2 separate regions of the Homo sapiens genome follow, and region 2 is linked to region 1. The links are chromatin contacts, found by Hi-C or POLR2A ChIA-PET in ENCODE. All regions are on one chromosome and are shown on one strand. Each heading gives the region's core, a stretch centred on a gene start or an enhancer-like site at or near the end of the contact. The rest is flanking DNA. Distances are from core to core; before and after follow the strand shown. Region 1 overlaps SH3KBP1 (SH3 domain containing kinase binding protein 1). Region 2 holds the start of BCLAF3 (BCLAF1 and THRAP3 family member 3).

Region 1 (6,876 bases), core at 2,441-4,940:
TGAGGCTTTTCCTACAGGCACTTTCAATGTTTACTGAGTTTGCGCTTATGGGATGTTATGGGGTAAAAGATGTTCGTGAAGACCCTCATAACTAAGCACAAACCCAGCCACCGTGATGGACCACCAAAGGCCAGCAGGACCGCCCTGTGCAAGGTGCACAGGCAGAGGTGAGCACCTCGGTTCTGGTGAGGATCAACATCTTTGACTGAGAAAGTCTAAGTGGAGATGCTCATTTTACACCCAAGATCAGGCCCTTCAAAGGGCCCTGAAGGACCATCTCCTGTAGGACTGGAGGATGCCTTTCGAAATGAGTGCTGGTTGCCAACTTGACCTTGTTTCCTCAGCAGCACACCTCCACTGTGAGCCTGAGAGGCTGGGAACCAGGGGAGGGCTCAAGGGCGATGCAGGGAGAAGGCCATCCACAGAAGCTGTTCTGAATTAGCTACGCCTCTGTAAGTTCGAGGAAGGAACCCAAAATGCTCAGAGGATTGCCTGGGTTAAAAACCCATCAATCAGAAGCGCAACCTGTTTCACTTCCTTTGTATAAAGCGTTTGACCCTCAGCACAATCTCTTTTGCTTTCTGTCATCACACTTGAGAAATGTATAGTGCTTTTCAGCTACTCCTGACAAAAATTTAAGTTTGATCACGATTTGTGTCCCTAGATAGGGACCGGAGCTGCACACGTCCACACATGGGCACCGCAGCCCGTCATATGCAGACTTGACTGTAGACCAGTAGCAACCGTATCTCCTGTTCTTCAGCACAGGTAACATCAACCATGTCCTTGGTCCCAAAGGCTGTGTCTGAAGGTTGCCAGTAAGGAGACAGTGTCTGTAGGAGCCAGCCGTGGCTCTTCAGTGAAAGTTCTCATGTCTGAGCAACTAATCCCGAGAGAGCTGGAAGGCGCGGCTGTTGTTCACACACACGCTCAGCCAGTAGTCAATCTGGAACACTCCAAGTGTCATTCATGGGTTTTTGTTTTTTTTTAATGGCAGGCAGGACACAGTATATCTTGTTTTATTGAACCTGAGCAATTGCTCAATGATCTGACATGCTGCAAGGACCAATAACTGGCTCTCTGGCTCCAAAAGGGGAAGTTTAAAATATGTATTTTAAAAACAGGACAGAAAAACCAATAGCCCCAAGTCAGGAGATCTGAATTTTTCCTCAAAATTTGTATGAGAAACCCTTAGAAGTGATTTATTATCATGAAAGGTAGAAATTGCAAAATAAGGTAAGAATGTAATCACTTGTTTGTAGACATTTGGTGTCACATTCACAAAAATGTTGTGTTAATGGTCGCTATTACAATTGCTCTCTCTTGCTCTCCTGTATAACTTTACCATACAGAGTACAGATTTAGAACTTAGTATTGATCAAATTTGTTATTGTCCTTTTATGTAATACCCGTTTAAACACTGGGTAGTTGATCTTTGGCAAATATCTAATCACAAATCCAATACTCTTTCTATTTGAAATCAGACTCAAATGGTATCATTTCACTTGCTGCAAGCCTTAAGATGGCCCCTCTCCCCTCTCTTCTCTCGCCTCTCTCTCTCTCTCCCCCCCCTTCCTCTTTCTCTCTCACAAAGGTCACAGTCATGTCCTTGGTTGATGTTTAATTACTTCAAATATAATTACTTTTTTGTATATGAAATATTTTCAAACTAGGTTTTATAGAGATTCTCAGGAAATGAGACAGGCCACTCCAGGGAACACAAGTTGCACTTGCAGGGGAAGCCTGTCCTCTTCCTGTTCCTAACACAGACTGGGCTCTCTGGGCCTCGGTGCTATTGACATTTGGGGCTGGGTCATTCTTTGTTGTCTGTGGGGGCTATCCTACACACTGGTGGATGGTTAGCAGCATCCTTGGCCTCTATCCACTAGATGCCAGTAGCATCTCCACCCCCACCCCTATGATGTGACAGTCAAAAATGTCTCCAGACATTGCCAAATGTCCCCTTGGGGAGAGCAGTTGAGAAATGCTGATGTGGACCTAGAAGGTTTGGGCTCATGGGTCAGAGAGACCTGGCTTCAACTCCAATTTTTTTTTTTTTTTTTTTTTTTTTTTGAGGCGAAGTCTCGCTCTTGTCCCCCAGGCTGGAGTGCAGTGGTGCAATCTTGGCTCACTGCAACCTCCGCCTCCCGGGTTCAAGCGATTCTCCTGCCTCAGCCTCCCAAGTAGCTGGGATTACAGGCGCCTACCACCACACCCAGCTAATTTCTGTATTTTTAGTAGAGACAGGGTTTCACCATGTTGGCCAGGCTGGTCTCGAACTCCTGACCTCAGGTGATCTGCCCGCCTTGGCCTCCCAAAGCGCTGGGATTACAGGTGTAAGCCACCGCGCCTGGCCTTCAACTCCAATTTCTTACTAGCCAGATAATCTTGCTCAGTTTCCCCAGCTTGCTTTCTTCCCTGTTCCTTCACTGTAAAAACATGAGTCATTACACATCCTTCATAGGGCTATGGACGGTGAGAAAAAAATAGACAAAACATTTAGTGGGCACCCAGTGAATATTAGTTCTTTCTTTCCTTACTCTTGCTTGCTCTCACTGCTCTTATTTCAACACTAGAACCTCAGGACGATGGAAGAGGGGAGATGAAGGGGGAGGGTTTGTTCTCCACTATATTAGCAGAATGATTCTAACACAAGGATATTCCACACACAGCTCCTGTACTCACACTGTACCTCAACGAGGATTAAAAGTTATAAAGGCATGTTCTACCCCAAACATGCTTACAAAACACTCTTAATCCTTTCTAACGCTTTGGGATTATTGTTTCACCAGGGTTGTAATCAGCTACAGATCAAAGTCCAGGTGGACCTTGATTTTTTAAAATGGTGTACAACAATACACACATTTAACACCCTAAGGGGACGTTTTACATTACAAAATGATTACTAGGTTTTGGAGACCTTTTTTTTTTTTTTTAAGATGGAGTTTTGCTCTTGTTCCCCAGGCTGGAGTACAGTGGTGTGATCTCGGCTCACTGCAACCTTTGTCTCCCGGGTTCAAGCGATTCTCCTGGGCTGAGGTGGGAGGATTGCATGAGCCCAGGAGTTAGAGGCTGCAGTGAGCAATGATTGCACTGTTGCACTCCAGCCTGGGTGACAGAGCAAGACTATCTCAAAACAAAAATACCATTAACTTGAGAAGATATAGCCTTCTAGGATTAATGTCTCTGTGGCAAAGAGAGAGAGAAAACCAAACCTCAGTACTCTATTTCTGGGCTCCCAAATATATGCAACTGTGCTTAGTTTCCACAGCATGAAAAGCTTCTATAGGTGAACCCGCCCCCCCATCAATACCCCCAATATTTCCACACTAGCTCATCAGACTGAAAAACATGTGATTCATATTTTCATGATAGCGATCATAGACATCTCCAGACCCAAAGAATGCAAAGGTCAAAGGTGAATGCTCTTAGCAAGCAAGACAGATTATCCTGTATATTCTGGAGGAGGGAGAATACCTCCCTTCCTATTGACATGAGGGAGGTGACAAGACAGCCTCCTGAGGTCGCACATGACCTTCACCAACCAGCCACCCTGGCTTAAAACAGGGCCCAAATACGAAACTGCGGTGGTAGAACCGGAACTTAGGCTCATTCTGACAATCCCCTTTCATTCACAGCCAATTACTGCTCTGCTCTGCTCTGCCTGCACTTTAAGCAGAACAAAAGCTACAGCAGGCCAGAGTTTCTGTTATTGCATCAGCCCAAGCTATCAGGTTATGCTTCCTGACTGGGCTTCTCAAGGGCTGAGGATGTAAACGAGCTTGTGGAAACAGGGGAAGTACTTTTGGCATTAACAGTCACAGTCACACATCCTAGCCCCAAGCCTGCATGAGATCAGACCAGAGACTGCAGGTCAGCAGTTGCAAAGATGCAACTCTATCAGCAGATTCAGAGGAAAACAGCACCCAAACAGAGGGACAGCAGCAGGAGAGCAGAATGCTCATGTTGAGAGCTCTAGTGCTCTTACAAGGCCTGCCAACCATCGCACATCTGTTTCTAAAGTGAGTGGCCCAAGCAGATGATGCTGGAAAGCTATCTTCCATGTCAAATCAATCCCTGATAGTGCTTGCCAGAGGTTAGGGAAGGGGGTGGGCTGGAGAAAGGTGGGTGTGGCTTAACAAGAGTAACACAAGGGATCTAGTGGTGATGGAAATGTTCTATGTCTTGACTGGTGGTAGATACACAAACCTACATGTATGATAAAATTGCAGGCTGGGTGCGGTAGCTCACAGCTGTAATCCCGGAACTTTGGGAGGCTAAGGTGGGAGGATCGCTTGAGCCTAGGAGTTCGAGACTAGCCTGGGCAACATAGTGCAACCCCACCTTTACAAAAAATACAAAAATTAGTCAGGCATGGTGGCATGTACCTGTGGTCCCAGCTACTCAGGACGCTGGGGTGGGAGGATCGCTTGAACCTGGGAGGCAGAGGTTGCAGTGAGCCGAGATCGTACCACTGCACTCCAGCCTGGGTGACAGAGCAAGACTCCATCTCAAAAAAAAAAAAAAAAAAAAAAAAAAAAAAAAAAAAAAAATATATATATATATATTGCATAGAGCGAAATACACACAGAAGTACTAGTAAAACTGTGAAAATCTGAGTAAGATTGGTGGATCATATCAATGTCAATATCTTAGTCATGACAGTGTACTATAGTTCTGTAAGATGTTACTATTGGGGAGAAACTGAGTAAAGGGTACACAGATTTCTATTACTTCTTACGACTGCATGTGAATCTACAATGACTTCAAAATAAAAAGTTCAATTAAAACAAAGTAAATTTTAAAATTCAGCCTTCTATATTATGTAGAATACGAGAGAATGCTAACTTATGACCTTGATAGGTACAAACAGAAGATGTAAAGCTAAAAAAAATTTATACTATTTGGCCATAAAAACGAGATCCTATCATTTGCAACAACATGGATGGAACTGAAGATCATTATGTTAAGTGAAATAAACCAGGTGCAGAAAGAGAAACATTGCATGTTCTCACTTATTTGTGGGATCTAAAAATCAAAGCAATTGAACTCATGGCGGTAGAGAGCAGAAGGATGATTACCAGAGGCTGGGAAGGGTAGTACAGGGCTGGGGTGGGGAGGCGGTGGGGATGGTTAATAGGTACAAAAAATATAGTTAGAAAGAATGAATAAGACCTACTATTTGATAGCACAATAGCATCTCTATAGTCAATAATAATTTAATTGTATATTTTAAAATAGTGTAATTGGACTGTTTATAACTCAAAGGATAAATGCTTAAGTGGATGGGGAAAAATATGTTGAAATGAAGACTTGCACATGGTTGCAAGTTTTTCTTAAAGCAGGTCATTTTCCTCTTCCCAAGAAATGTGATAGCCTGTTGCTAAACAATATGATTATTTTTATATATTTCTATCATTAAATGGCCTTTATGTCAAAAAATAAAATAAAATAATAAGAAAAAATTAGTCCCTGAATCTGGACTTCTTAAAAGGGTTGTCACCCAGGTCAGACCACTAGTGGCCTTAACAGCACACCGGTGGCCTCACACCCACTCACGTACACCTCCAAAAGGACCTCTGACTTTTATTTACCCAGAGAGACTGTAGCTCCCTCCCATTTATCACATGGTGGTATCCTGACCTTGGGAAAACTCACTCATGTTCTGAACTAAGTGGCAATTACCATACCAAAGCTCATTTGAAACTCAGTCAAAAGTGCTGTATCAACAATGAACCCTGCCATCTCACATTTGCATCCATCCACCTTTTTACACAAAATACACAAATCACTGGAAACTGTGAACATAAGGGCTAATGCCCACTTTTTACAAAAAGGCTTATTCATCATTTCTTTTCATTAGATCTTGTAAGGAATTTCTCCTAGGGAGGGGAAAGGTCCCAGGCATTGTGTTTTAATGTGGAAAGCACCATCATTTCCCTTCTTTACAAAACTGTAACACCTAAAGCCAAGCAAGGGTGCCAGCCTGGCATTTCAATGGCTTTATTACTTCTCATCATGCTGGTTGAAGGCAAGCCAGGCTCTGAGGTTCTTTACTAACTCTGCAAAGAGAAGCGAGAACACTGTCCTTACTCACCAATGTCATTGCTGCGGTCCGAGAGATCTTTGTCCAGGATGCCAGATAGCGAACTGCCGGCCAAGTCAATCTTTGGACTGTCACCCCTACATTAAAAACACAAGCCCAGACATTTAATAATTGGTGTGTGTCCTTGTCATTCTGTCAGTTTTCTTGCTGCACACGTTAAGGAGTGTGCTGGTGTGGAGTGGATGGCACTGTTGCCTGTGAGGGAGCCAGAGAACCAACGAGCTGTCTAGCCACATGAGATGGGGTGCAGACCAGCTGACAGGCTGGATGCGTCCCTCTCCAGCACACGTTTTCAAAAATGGCTATTTTAATAATGACTGTTCGCCCATGTACTTCCAGCCACAAACCCTCCTGCTGGGTACACAGGGTGCAGTATAGGGCCTGCTCCTGCCCTGCGGCCAAATAAACACTGGCTAATGATAACTGGGAGCTTTCCTTTTAAGGAACAAGGAATTTAGCCAATGCTGCTTGTCAAAGGTCAGCTACTTTCAACCTTGAGAAAAAGGTTTTCTGGCCTGGGGTTGTGGCATCAGCCAGGCTGTTGAAAGGCACAAGGTGTCGAGTTGAGATCTGGCGGCCTGAATGCTGGTGCTGGGGCTCAGGCCTGTAACATTAGACGGCTCCTGGATGGGTGCCCCATGCTCATCAGGACACGAATGACTTCCCTCTGTATCTGGGCTAGGAGCAGCTCTATGGGATGGGAACAGGCCTCCAAGATGACGAGAGAAACCTAGCCTTCTCATGCACAAACAGAAGGTTCCTCCAAATTA
Region 2 (6,876 bases), core at 1,173-3,672, 420 kb after region 1:
AAAATACCAACAAGACAAAGTGTGTCTAAATGTACTTTCCAGGAATGTTTCAACTGACCCTTAAAATAATCCTTAAGAAAAGTAAGGCAACTGTATTATAACCCCTAATGCATCACTGAGGAAAGAGTACCTTAGAAAAGTTAAGTGACTTGTTCAAGATAATCAGATATACTGGATTTCAAGGGGATCCTAACTTTAAATCTCTTGTTTGTTCTATTACGCCTTTGCCTCACCTAGATAAGCTTTCTTTACCAAAATAGTAAAGGCGCAATAAAAGATGAGAAGCTGAAGTGCTATCAACAAATAAGAAAAAAGTGATGACTAGAGAGGGGTAGTTGTACTTGGTTGGAGAGTACAAGTATGGCTCAAAAGTATTCCTATAGAAATCCCTTTAAATGTTGCCTTTTGCTAGGGTGTGGGTAAGGACACTCACAGATTGTTGGTAGGAGTGCAAAACAGCATATCCTTTCCAGAGGGAAATTGAGCAATTCACATTAAAAAAAAAAAAACCCTTATGTGCATACTCTGCCCAATAATTCTATCATCTAGGAATGTACACTTAGAAAGTAATCATGGGCCGGGCGCGGTGGCTCACACCTGTAATCCCAGCACTTTGCGAGGCCGAGGCGGGCAGATCGCTGGAGGTCAGGAGTTTGAGACCAGCCTGGCAAATATGGTGAAACCCCATCTCTACTAAAAATACAAAAATTAGCCGGGCATGGTGGCACACGCCTGTAGTCCCAGCTACTCGGGAGGCTGACACAGGGGAATCACTTGAACCCAGGAGGTGGAGGTTGCAGTGAGCCGAGATCGTGCCACTACACTCCAGCCTGGGCGACAGAGTGAGATTCGAAAGTAATCATAGATATGCGGACTTTTACATTTACCCAACAATGTATTTTAATAGGGAAGAACTGAGAATGACCAATGAAATAAATTATAATATTACAGCCATATAATGGCATGCTATCTAGTCAGAAAAAGATAATTACAAAAGAGAATTCACTTTAGAAAAACTCATGTATTAAGCTCTGCATAGAAAAAGACTGGAGGTGTATAACCACATTCACAATGGTTACTTGGAATGGGGAAACCATATTCACCATGGTTACTTGGAACTTGGAATAGTGAAACAACGTATCTTCATTGTGATTTCTATCTTAGAAATGTGTATAAATGGCTAAATGTTCCTATATATAAAAATGTTTCTAATAAGACGTTTTAAAGGTTTCTTGGGGGTGACTGAAACAGCTGTGATTTCAAAATAAAATTTTAGTAGCCATTTAAAAAAAACATTAAAAATAAAACATTGCTATACCATTACCATTAAAATACCAATGAAAAATAAAGTCCTCGTTATGAATCTGCAGCAAAACCTTTCTTTTCAAATTCTGCTCTGTCGTTTGGACCTGTTCACATTCAGAAAAATGCTAAAAAGGCTGCCTGGCGAGGAGCCTAAAGAGGCCTTCCTGATTTCTACCTGCAGTTTGTAATTTGTTCCAGGAAAAAAAAAAAAAAAAAAAAAGGCAATCACCTAATAGGTAGTTCGAAAAGCACCTGAGTAGGAAAATATTTACGGGGTAGGTTTCTCTCCCATTTCTTTCCCTCGAGACCTACCAACAGGACAGTCCTGACAGCGACTGGCCCAGTTTCCCAATACAACCCAGAGAAGCACAGGAGATGCGCCAATTTTCAGGAGACGCTTCTAAAAAGACAAGTTTTACTTTACAATGCAGGATAATGAGCAGCCTTCACTACTCATTCTCGACGTTAACAGAGGAAGATGCCGCTGCGCGGCAGGAGCGCCTCACCAGGACAAAGCGGGGTACGGGGGGGTCCTCGGTTCAGGCCCCGCAGGCGACGCGTCCAGGGCCGCCTCGAGGACAAGGGCACCGTCCCCGGACACCGCCTTCCCGGCCCCCGCCCTCTTAACAGATGCAGGGAACCGCGGGGACCGCAACCTGCCCGACGACGGCGGAGGATCAGGGTCGCGGCAGCAGGTGCCCGGGTCGCCGTGCCTGTCGAGGGACCTCAGGGGCGCCGGGCAGCTGTCCCCTGGAAACCCGCGCCGGGTCGCCGCGCCCAAGGGAAGGCGCTGACCGAGGGACCTACGGGGCGCAGAGGAGCTGTCCCAACAGAACCCGAGTCGGACCGCCGCATCCTCCCCGCTGCCCCATCCGCCACCCCGAGAACCGCCCCTCCTGGGTGGCGGACACGCCCTCCCTGCGGGCCCAGGCCTCCTCGCCCCGCCTCCCCCCGAGCCGCTCACCCGGCCGGGAAGCCCCCGCCGCCGCCGCCGCCGCCGCCGCCGCCGCCGCCGCCGCCGCCGCCGCCGGCCCCTCGGGCCTCGCCCCTCACTCTGCCGCCGCCTCCCACAGCAGCGACACCCCAGCCACCTCTGCCGGGCCGCGGGACCCGGAACCACTTCCTTCCGGAACCGCCTCGCCCCGCCCCCACCCCGGCCCCGCCCACTGCTCGCGGCCTCGCACTGGGCCCGTTCTCCAGCCGACCCCTATCCTCTACTCTCCCGGCGAGGGTGCCCCGCCCGGGCTTCTCGGACCAGAGCGCTGCGCCCCCTGCCGGCCGTTCCCACTGCGGCCGCTCTGTCCAGGGCGCCTGCGCCCTCTGCCACCCGCCCGCCGGGTCCGGCTAGAGCGCCTGCGCCCTCTGCCGCCCTCTCGCCGGAAAGGAGGGGACCTAATGGGCGTTCCAGGTCCAGGGATCCTGGGGGTTAAGGCCCAGGGATTGGAGGTCACCCCTCAGTCATGGGCAGAACTTGATCCCGTGGGCCTTCCAGCTTTGTGCAGATCTCTAACCATTCACCTACCCTCTATCCATTTCCCACTCCTCAAATTAAGCATATTCCCGGAAAACAAAGCCTCCCCTCTGGACTTCCCAAATGGTCGGATGGTACCAACATCTATCCGTCATCCAATTCAAAAGATTGCCTCATCTCTGTCTACTCGCTTGGTTTCTCCCCTCCCACACTCCATGCACCAGCCTCAAAGGTAGTGTGTCTTCTTCACTCTTGAAGCTTTCCGCTTGACACTGATATTCTTTCTTCCCCTTGTGAAATAGCTCTTTCAGGCTCTGTGCCATCTGGTAGTAACACCTTTTGCCCTCCCTTGTCACTGTCACCTACTGACTGTCTGGCATTAGTTTTCCTCTCCATCTGATTTACTGCCATCCTCCCAATGAATCCAACATCCACAACCCAGCCTGGTTTCCTTCAGTTCCTCAATCCGAATGACCTTTACTTCTACTTTGTTCACCCGTAGTCTAGAAAATCTAGATATTCATCACTTGATACTGCTCCATCTCTAAAACCTTAAATGTTGAAATCCCACTACCCAACTTAAACCCATAGCCTTTGACTACAACCACTTTTTTATTTTTACTTATTTATTTATTTTGAGACAGAATCTCTGTCACCCATGCTGGAGTGCAGTGGTGTGATCTCGGTTCACTGCAACCTCTGCCTCCCGGGTTCAAGTGATTCTCCTGCCTCAGCCTCCTGAGTAGCTGGGATTACAGGCTGCGCCACCATGCCCGGCTAATTTTTTTTTTTTTTTTAGTAGAGACAGGGTTTCCCCATGTCGGCCAGGCTGGTCTCGAACTCCTGACCTCAGGTGATCCTCCCGCCTCAGCCTCCCAGAGTGCTGAGATTACAGGCGTGAGCCACAGCGCACGGCCTATTTATTTATTTAGAGATAGAGTCTGGCTCTTGTCACCCAGGCTGGAGTGCAGTGGTGCGATCTCGGCTCACTGCAACCTCTGCCTCCCAGGTTCAAGTGATCCTCCTGCCTCAGCCTCCTGAGTAGCTGGGATTACAGGTGTGCGCCACCATGCCCGGCTAATTTTTGTATTTTTAGTAGAGACGGGGTTTCACCATGTTGGCCAGGCTGGTCTCAAACTCCTGATCTCAAGTGATCCGCCTGTCTCAGCCTCTCAAAGTGCTGGGATGACAGGCATGAGCCACCGCGTCCCGGCCTTTTTTTGTTGTTTTTTTTTTTAAGAGTCAGGGGTCTCACTTGGTCGTGGTCCTGGCTGGAGTACAGTGGCATAATCATAGCTCACTGTAACCTCAAACTCCTGGGCTCAAGTGACACTCCTGCCTCAGCCTCTAGAGTAGCTGTTGCAACAGACGTGCACCACCATGCCCAGCTAATTAAAAAAAAAATTTTTTTTTGTAGAGACAGGGTTTCGCCATGTTGCCCAGGCTGTTCTGGAACTTCTAGGCTCAAGTGATCCTGCTGCCTCGGCCTCCCTAAGTGTTGGGATTACAGGCAGGAGCCACTGTGCCCAGCCTTCAACCACTCTTGTAAGCAGAGCCCCCTGCTTTGCCCTTTGACTTGTCCTAACATTAAACTACCACTTAAAACTCCAGTCTGCATTTTCCATTCCTACGTCTACATTTCCAAACACTGCTTGGGCGGGGAGAAAGCCACACAACTATCAAAGAATGATGCCACTACAAATGTGTGGATGCCCACCACAGTGGAGAGCCTGATAGCACTTTGTAATCATTTTATGTGACCCTTTTATGTGATCTTTTTTCCAATAATTGCTGTTACAAACCCTTTTACCACTCTTTTTAAGCCTTATGCAAATGATCATTTTCCTTTCTTCATATATGACTTTGCTTCCTGTTTGGCAGGGAACATGCTTTCAAACAGCATACAAACTCTAGCCTCTCTTCCCCTTGTACACAATGCTCTGGTCATACTAAAGTTTTTGTAATGTAAGAATAAATAATGCTTTTTCTTTCTGGTTAAGAGGTGTGAGTCCTTTTTCACCTGCATATATATGGCCTCAATTCAGAAACATTTTCTTCCATTCTATCTTCAAGAATTGTTTCTGCTCCATTAGCTCTAATCTCTCTTTTAGGAAGAGCAATTAGCTGTATTAGTTCTCTGTTTTATTTTTTTATTTTTATTTATTTATTTATTTTTTTGAGACGGAGTCTCTCTCTTGTCACCCAGGCTGGAGTGCAATGATGCAATCTTGGCTCACTGCAACCTCCGCCTCCCAGGTTCAAGCAATTCTTCTGCCTCAGCCACCTGAGTAGCTGGGATTACAGGCACCCACCACCATGCCCGGCTACTTTTTGTATTTTTAGTGAAGACGTGGTTTCACCATGTTGGCCAGGCTGGTCTCGAACTTGTGACCTCAAGTGATCTACCCGCCTTGGCCTCCCAAAGTGTTGGGGTTACAGGCAGGAGCCACCGCACCGGCCTGTTTTATCATTTTCGTCTTTCATCCATTTCCAGCATTTCCAGTAGACCTCAAGTTTGCTTTATTGATACTGATATGGCTTTCTAAAGCATTATTTCTGTCTCTATTTTGACTCAAACTTTATTATTGAGATTTTTGTTTCTTTGTATTCTCTCCCGCCCGGTTCTCTCCCGTTACTGTAGTAATCTCCATCTCACCCTTTCATTTCCTTACGAATTTCTGTTCTGATTTTATAGAAAGCCTATCATATTCCAAAAGGATGCTAAACCGGTTGTGAAATTTTTCTTTCAGATTCTGCAGATAATCCTTTTCAGAAGTATGCTCCTTTGGGACAGGTGCAGTGGCTCACGCCTGTAATCCCAGCACTTTGGGAGGTCAAGGAGGGTGGATCACTTGAAGTCAGGAGTTCGAGACCAGCCTGGCCAACATGGGGAAACCCCCGTCTCTACTAAAAGTACAAAAATTAACTGGGCGTGGTGGCGCACGTCTGTAGTCCCAGCTACTCAGGAGGCTGAGGCAGGAGAATCGCTTGAACCCAGGAGGTGGAGGTTGCAGTCAGCCAAGATTGCGCCACTGCACTCCAGCCTGGGTGACAGAGCGATGCTCCATCTCAAAAAAAAAAAAAAGAAATGTGCTGTTTTTTTCTCTTCCATTCCCATGGTTTCTGTGTCTTCATTATATGTAAATATAAATATATGTACACACAAATATAAATTTATATACACACATATTTATATTTATAAATAAAAAATATATACACACATATATACATACATATACATATATGCACACAGATATATATGTATATGTGTATATATATTTGTGTATGTGTATATATATGTGTGTGTGTATGTATGTATGTATATATATATATATATATATATATATATATTTCTTTTGACTCCTCTTTGAACAAGGTGGTCTTTTTCCAGACTCACAATTGTCAACAGACAGCACAAGTAGATGGTCCTTGGCCCTATTTGCTGTCTACTTGTGTGGAAAGAGAGGTTAAACAGTTTGCACATAGTCCTTGGTGTCTATATGAATAGCATACATGCACATGTACGCAGAGCAAGCCTAAGAGAAACGGAGTATCATCTCCCTTGCCTTTCCTTTCCTTTGGGTTTCATGTGAAGCCAAATCTGCTGCAGAATGCCAGCTCTGCTTCAAACAAGGAATTTGTATTGGTAAGAATAAGCTATGCTACAATAACAATCCCAAAACCTCAGTGGCTTGGAGAAAGAAAGAACAGCAAATGTTTATTTCTCACTTACATTTCACATCCATCGTGGGGCAACTTTGACTCTTCTGTCTGGGATCCAGACTGAAAGAATAGACCCTGCCGGAGAGCTTACCACTGTCATATCAGAAGAAAACAAGCAAGGGTGGGACCATACACTACATAGTGAAGCTCCTGCTTCAAGCCACCAAATCAGAAACTCTAGGGCTGGGCATGGTGGCTCACTGTAATCCAAGCACTTTGGGAGGCTGAGGTGGGTGGATCTTCCGAGGTCAGGAGTTCAAGACCAGCCTGGCCAACATGGGGAAACCCTGTCTCTACTAAAAACACAAAAATTAGCCAGGCGTGGTGGTTCACACCTATAATCCCAGCTACTCGGGAGGCTGAGGCAGGAGAATTAC

Evidence for each region. A loop is a pair of places that touch in the nucleus more often than their neighbours do. ChIA-PET counts read pairs that join two places held with the same protein, here RNA polymerase II (POLR2A). Pooled maps may share reads with other maps.
Region 2: a loop to region 1 is called in a pooled map, with 6 times the contacts of the local background. The contact joins the promoter of BCLAF3 here to the enhancer-like site in region 1. A Hi-C loop is called at or near these places in 1 of 37 single-sample maps with no recorded cell type and 8 of 50 pooled maps. POLR2A ChIA-PET finds 5 or more read pairs at or near these places in 4 of 52 experiments (GM10248, activated T-cell and endothelial cell of umbilical vein).

Annotation. Positions count from the first base shown.
Region 1 is chrX:19,563,006-19,569,881 of GRCh38, forward strand. SH3KBP1 (SH3 domain containing kinase binding protein 1) reads right to left here. Exons shown (of 18, transcript NM_031892.3): 13 at 6,098-6,183. Among named protein-coding and RNA genes, the nearest start is that of MAP3K15, 51 kb to the left of the region's middle. Within about 2 kb of position 3,691, at least 7 of the 41 ENCODE cell types and tissues checked have a DNase peak (open chromatin) inside an H3K27ac peak, as active enhancers do.
Region 2 is chrX:19,988,639-19,995,514 of GRCh38, forward strand. BCLAF3 (BCLAF1 and THRAP3 family member 3) reads right to left here and starts at 2,423. Exons shown (of 12, transcript NM_001367774.2): 1 at 2,270-2,423. LOC729609 (a long non-coding RNA gene) reads right to left here and starts at 1,141. Exons shown (of 2, transcript NR_024440.1): 1 at 1,048-1,141. RefSeq lists silencers at 1,806-2,175, 2,246-2,295, 2,336-2,765.